Regions from separate parts of the Homo sapiens genome. Here region 1 is linked to region 2. Evidence: chromatin contacts called from ENCODE Hi-C or POLR2A ChIA-PET data. All regions are on one chromosome and are shown on one strand. The core of a region is the stretch at or near the end of the contact, and the rest is flanking DNA. Distances in the headings are between cores, read along the strand shown. Region 1 has its middle 89 kb from the start of CXCR4. Region 2 overlaps DARS1 (aspartyl-tRNA synthetase 1).

What was found. Hi-C counts contacts between places; a loop is a spot of excess contacts on that map. ChIA-PET counts read pairs that join two places held with the same protein, here RNA polymerase II (POLR2A). Pooled maps may share reads with other maps.
Region 1: a loop to region 2 is called in a pooled map, with 2.5 times the contacts of the local background. The contact joins two enhancer-like sites. A Hi-C loop is called at or near these places in 3 of 37 single-sample maps with no recorded cell type and 6 of 50 pooled maps. POLR2A ChIA-PET finds 5 or more read pairs at or near these places in 3 of 52 experiments (activated B cell, activated CD4-positive, alpha-beta T cell and activated T-cell).

Annotation. Positions count from the first base shown.
Region 1 is chr2:136,205,899-136,208,672 of GRCh38, reverse strand. No RefSeq gene overlaps it. Among named protein-coding and RNA genes, the nearest start is that of CXCR4, 89 kb to the right of the region's middle. Within about 2 kb of position 1,357, at least 7 of the 41 ENCODE cell types and tissues checked have a DNase peak (open chromatin) inside an H3K27ac peak, as active enhancers do.
Region 2 is chr2:135,947,543-135,950,404 of GRCh38, reverse strand. All of the region lies in intron 4 of DARS1 (aspartyl-tRNA synthetase 1), which reads left to right. Among named protein-coding and RNA genes, the nearest start is that of DARS1-AS1, 36 kb to the left of the region's middle. Within about 2 kb of position 1,489, at least 7 of the 41 ENCODE cell types and tissues checked have a DNase peak (open chromatin) inside an H3K27ac peak, as active enhancers do.

The sequences.
Region 1 (2,774 bases), core at 108-2,607, 260 kb before region 2:
CCCTGTTCCCTCTGTCTATTCCAAAGAGCCTGGATTCCACTCTGGAATGAAATGGTGGTTCTGCCTTGGGAAAACTGGCCCAAACTCAAATAGACTAACTGGTGACAGAAAGGCCATTTAGCCTGAATATTTAATTAGACATTGGGAGTAGACATCTCTCCGGTGTCTGCTGAGCTCGCCACAACCCCCTTTTCTTCCCAACACAGTTCACATGGTTGGGCTTCCAATAGCCCTTCTGGTGGTTAGACCAACTATGGACACCTGACCCACGGACAGCCAATCAGATTGCCTCCCTCAGGAACTGGGGTTGGCAGGTCAATTTCCCCCTAAAACTGAAATCCTAATGTGTTTGTGGGCTGCTCTGGGTTAAAATGGAAAATGCATACTCACTTTCCATTCATTCTTTCTAGTCTTTGAACTTTAAAATGTGAGGTGTTCATTCTCACAGAACCTCAATTGCCTACGTGTATCTGCCCAACAGAACTTACCATTTCTCCTCAAGGTAGGAATGGGGGTGAAAAAATACCAGTTGTGTAACCCCCATTTGGTACCAGAAGAGCTTCCTTGCTGGTTTTCCTGGCTTGGAGGCATGGTGTGGGAGCTTAGGCACATAGACCAGCCTAGAAGGTGAGCTTGAAGATAGCATTAAAGGTAACCACCTGAACTGATGATTCAGAGCTAGAAAGCCCGTACCATTTAATTAGCTCCCTTTGCACTGGCCTCAGTGGCATCTGAATAACATGATCTTGGCACTTACTGCAAGTTGTGAGGCTAATGAGGCTTATCTCTACAGCACTTATATGGACTTTGAAGGCCAGGGCAGTGCAGTGAGGAACAGAGGGGAGTTGTGGAAAGATTATGTAACAGGGCCTCTGGGCTATAAGGCTGCATGGTCAGCCCTATGGACCAAAGAAGAGACTGTTGATCTGCTGATAGGGTGATGACACCCCAGCTTTGCTTTTTATTAGCTGTTCTATTACCGGCAACCACAGCATCCATAGTTAAAATCTAATCTGAATGCTCCTTGAGAATCCTTGGGCGCAGAGGTTCAGAAGAGAGGCTGACAAGCCTTGTGTCTTGTGAACTACTCTGTCCCCACAGCAATGCCCAGACATCTGCGCCACAGCCTGCTCTGACTTCCCTTTTTCTGTGCTTCAAGCAGCCTTTTCCATTCTTTGCACTAAACAAAGTTTGCTATCACTCGCCTCCCTCGATGGTTTCAGGAGGAGAGCTGTTGGTATGTGTGCTCACTTGTGACCTGGTGCTCAAAGCAGTGAACTAGAGAAACAGCCTGGTGGGTGGAGTGTCTAAAAGGAAATCGGGACTCAAGATAAGGAGGAGCAGCCCACTGATGAGCTAGGTGCCCTTGGGCAAGTCCCTTAACTTCTCTGACTTTCTCTTAACTCCTCTGTAAAACAAGCAGAGAGGATAAGGTGATTTTCAAGACCCTATGACTACATGGTGTGATTTCCCTTGCTCCTTCCTCCTGCAATGCCTCCTGTGTCCTGAACAGTTCCTGTGAAAATTACTTCTAGGAAAGGTATTTGCCCCTCCAAAGCCTTTTCCAGATGCTGCTTGCCTGAAAGGGAGCAAGCTCTGATTGGGATTCACCCCACACTTTTTTCCTCTAACACCAGAAATGCTCATTTGTATTGATGACTTGAAGACTGGAAGCCTGTGTTGCTCTGGCGATAGACAGTTGAGTTTATTGGAAGTGAACACCAGGCTTTCAATTCACATCAGTCTGGGTCCTCGGATTTGCATGATTGCACATTCAGAGACAGGCACCTGCACTCGGGGCATCCTTGGCTGCCCACACGTTCCACTGAGCCAACCCCAGCTGCTACAAGCTGCCTGTTTAAACAAGGCCTGCTGGGAGTTGAGCAGGGCTGCTGAGGTGAAACAGTGTGTTAGTGGTTGAGGCTGTTCGCACAGAAGAGTCCCCTCTGTTGACCAAGCCTTTCTGGTAGCTCCTGGGACAGCTGCAAAGGGTGTGCGACCCTAAGGAGCCTCCTCCCTCGTGGGCTGGAGCATCTGCTAAGGCCTGTTCTTCATTCCTACTCAGCATCAGAGTGAGTCCTACCATGCTCAGCTCCTCCACTAGGGAAACCTCCCTGGACCTCAGTCCAAATTCAGAACCTCCTTCATGAAGATTTCATAGTAGCAGACAATCCATAGTTAATGTCAGGGTTTAAGTCCCAACGTTACATTGACTAGCTGTGTAACCCAACGGCTTTTGGAGCCTGTTTCCTCAATTGTAAATGAGGATAATAATATTGCCTACATGGTTGGGCTGCTGAGGATTAAATTAATTAATACATGTTAAACACTTAGAACAGGCCTGGGATGTGGAAAATGCTCACGAAATCTTAGTCATTATTTTGTCATTAATTTGGTTGAGAGAGGTCAGATGTAGAAAGCACCTGGAAAAAGACAATTTAAGTTCATCGTTGAAACGCAGTAATCTTATTTAAGTATCAAAATGTTCCTTGTAAGCAAGATGGAATTGTTTAACTGTGACACTGGGTACTATAAACTGCAAAGTAATCTCTCATGAAATTTTAGAGTTTGAAGATTAAAATGCACTACTTAGAATGCAGTCTGGGGAAAGGGTAGAAGAATGGGAAGAAGGTCTTCTCCTTTAACCAGGTCTGGTAGACCACCCCTCAAGCTTTCTAGTCTCCCTCCCCATGGAATGACTTGCCCCCTTGCTCAGCTCCAAGCAAGAAAACTGAAGAACCGGGAAGTGAAATGATTTTTTGCTGATCTGCGAT
Region 2 (2,862 bases), core at 240-2,739:
AACTATTCTGCCAGAATCTGGTTTGGAAAATAGTATGGAGAGAAATATGTCTGTGAGGAAAAGGCCATTTCTAATCTCCATTTAATTTTAATTCTGTCTTAGATCAGTTGTTATATATAAAATGCTTGGAGCTAGAGGAGTGCCTTAGGACTATTTGTTTATTTTCAAGATGTTTCGTTTCCATTTTGAATGTTACTGCCCAAAGAGACTGGACATTAAAGCATGTGAACTCATACACAACAAAGTGGGAGAAACAATGGTGTTTATATGTTAATTCCATGAAGCCCTATATTTAACTCTATTCCCTCTGGCCATATACCAGGTGGAAAAAAGCAAGGACTGTGCTATTAAAAATATCAAATCAGATAGTTCCAGCTGGGGTTTCTTAATCATTTAAAAGGCAAAATATGAGGTCACTTTTAATATCTTAAGTAGATAACGATCTTAGCATTTACTTTAGATATTAAATCTGAAGTGCTTATCTTTTGCCTTACTGGCTAGACAATACTACTAGCAGTTTCTAGCTTTGGAGTATTTTCCTTAAAAGAAACATTGGAATTTAATACGGAGCCAACTATTTTGCCTCAAATTGTCTGTCTTAGGAATATCCAATTCATCAATAGAGTAATCTAAAAAGTTGATTCACTAATTGGATTTAAGTGCCACAGGACTCTTCACACATTATTTTAATCAATTTGTTGGAAAGATCAATTTTCTCATGGATGAATGCATATAAAAATGAAGCAATTGAATGAGTTACATAGGAAGGTTGGCACATCTAATTCCCTAGAGGTTCTAGGAACAGGTTCTTAATTATATATCTGAAATGGTTTGAGGTTTTTAAATGAAATTTGTCTAGAAGCAGGAAGATGCAATACCCATCTATCCAGGCCTGTATTTCTGGATCCCCATCTTATCTAATATTTAATAGTTGATCCTGAAGTTGAGATATTATCCCTTTATTCTTTTAAAAAAAATTTTTTTGTATGTGTGCCATTTTAAAGTAATTAACAGAGTAGTTTGTGTTAGTTTTGGTTAAGTGTTATAAAGCCAGTTTTTTTTTAAAGGAAGTCCTGGAGGCCTTTTTGTATTGACTGTTAGAGAGGACAGTGAGTGTAAACACAAGTTTTTAAAGTTTAAAGTTACAGTGCCCACTATAAAGGACTACAATTAATGTGAAAAGTAGTTTTAAAGTTAAAATTTATATATCGCTGTTTGTGCTTATATAATACTTCCCACTCTCCCCAAACATAGAGGTATTCTGATTCTGAAAATAAGCCTTTTTTAGTACCATTATGTGTATACATATATATTTTATTTTATTTTTCTTTATATTAGTCATTGTGGTTAAATGATTTATTGGTAGCTGATGAGTCACAAGTATGTTTCTCATTCTCTAATGAGTCACCTAGCTACCTACAAGTTTGTTTATTTTCTTTCCTTTCTAGATCTTTCACCTAAAATAGGTGTTTTACTAGTTGGTAGGTTAAAATTTCAGTTTGCTACATTAACTTTTTTTTTTTTTTTGGAGACGGGAGACGGAGTCTCGCTTTGTCACCTAGGCTGGAATGCAGTGGCACAATCTTGACTCTCTGCAGCCTCTGCCTCCCAGGTTAAAGCGATTCTCTACCTCAGCCTCCCGAGTATCTAGGACTACAGGCACACGCTACCACGCCCAGCTAAATTTTTTTTGTGTACTTTTAGTGGAGACGGGGTTTCACCATGTTGGCCAGGCTGCTCTCAAACTCCTGACCTCAAGTGATCCACCCGCCCTGGCCTCCCAAAGTGCTGAGATTACAGGCATGAGCCACTGTACCCAGCCTACATTAACTATTAGATCTGGAAAATACCAAAATAATACTCAGAAGAAGTCTCATTGATTTTTACAAACTTGTATTTAGCACGTGCTCTGGTCCAGGTACTCTGCTGGGCTTGAGTATGCAAAGATTTATGTGTGTCATATATATCTTAGGAGAAGCTTAATTTTGGGAGAGGGCAAGGGAGATAAACAACTGCATGCAGAGGCAGGGTATACAGGTGCTGTGATAGGAGTGTATATTGTCTGTAGTTGAGGCCCAAAGAGAGGTGTGCATGTGGATACCCCTTGAGCATCCATATGGATAAGTTGGTGAATGTAGGCAAGGCCATTATACTGTTGTGTATTGCAACTCCTTGAACAGTTGCACCTACATTTTATACCTCTTTGTTGGAACAGGGTATTTATCTGTTAGAGGAAAAACAGCTTCTATTTTCAGTCCTGTCCACTGCAACATCTGTATTGAAAATTTGGATAATGCTAAAGGTGTGCTAAGAAAAAAAACGGGTCTAAAATCTGCTGTCAGAAATTTTCAGATCGTTTGTGGGATTAATTCTCCTGGGCTAAATATAACTTTGTATAAAACAATATGAAATTATTATTTAAAGATTTTGCTGAATTTCTACTAAGGTTGGCAACAACAGCAAAACATCAAGATACATCAGTGTTACTGGGGAAGGTAGTATGATTCCTGGACATTTGGGAAACTATTACTAAAGGGCCTATTATTTTCAGTTGTTGTTGTTTTTTTGTTTTTTTTTTTTTCACAGAAACTATAAAGCAATCTAGCAGCTCATGAGCTTCTAAGAATGAAAATGTATTATTTCATAGTGAGCTGATGATGCATTCTGAGATATTTAAATTTAGTTCTAATTTGTCAGTCTGTAACAGAACTGTCTAGTGCAATAATCATTAAATGATCTTATTAGCTATGTGATGGTAGTCTAATTACTTAACCTTGTAGAGTCTCAGTTTTCTCATCTGTAAAATGTTGATAATACCTACCGTGTAGGCCTTTGTGAAGCGCAAATGAGATAGTGTCTACC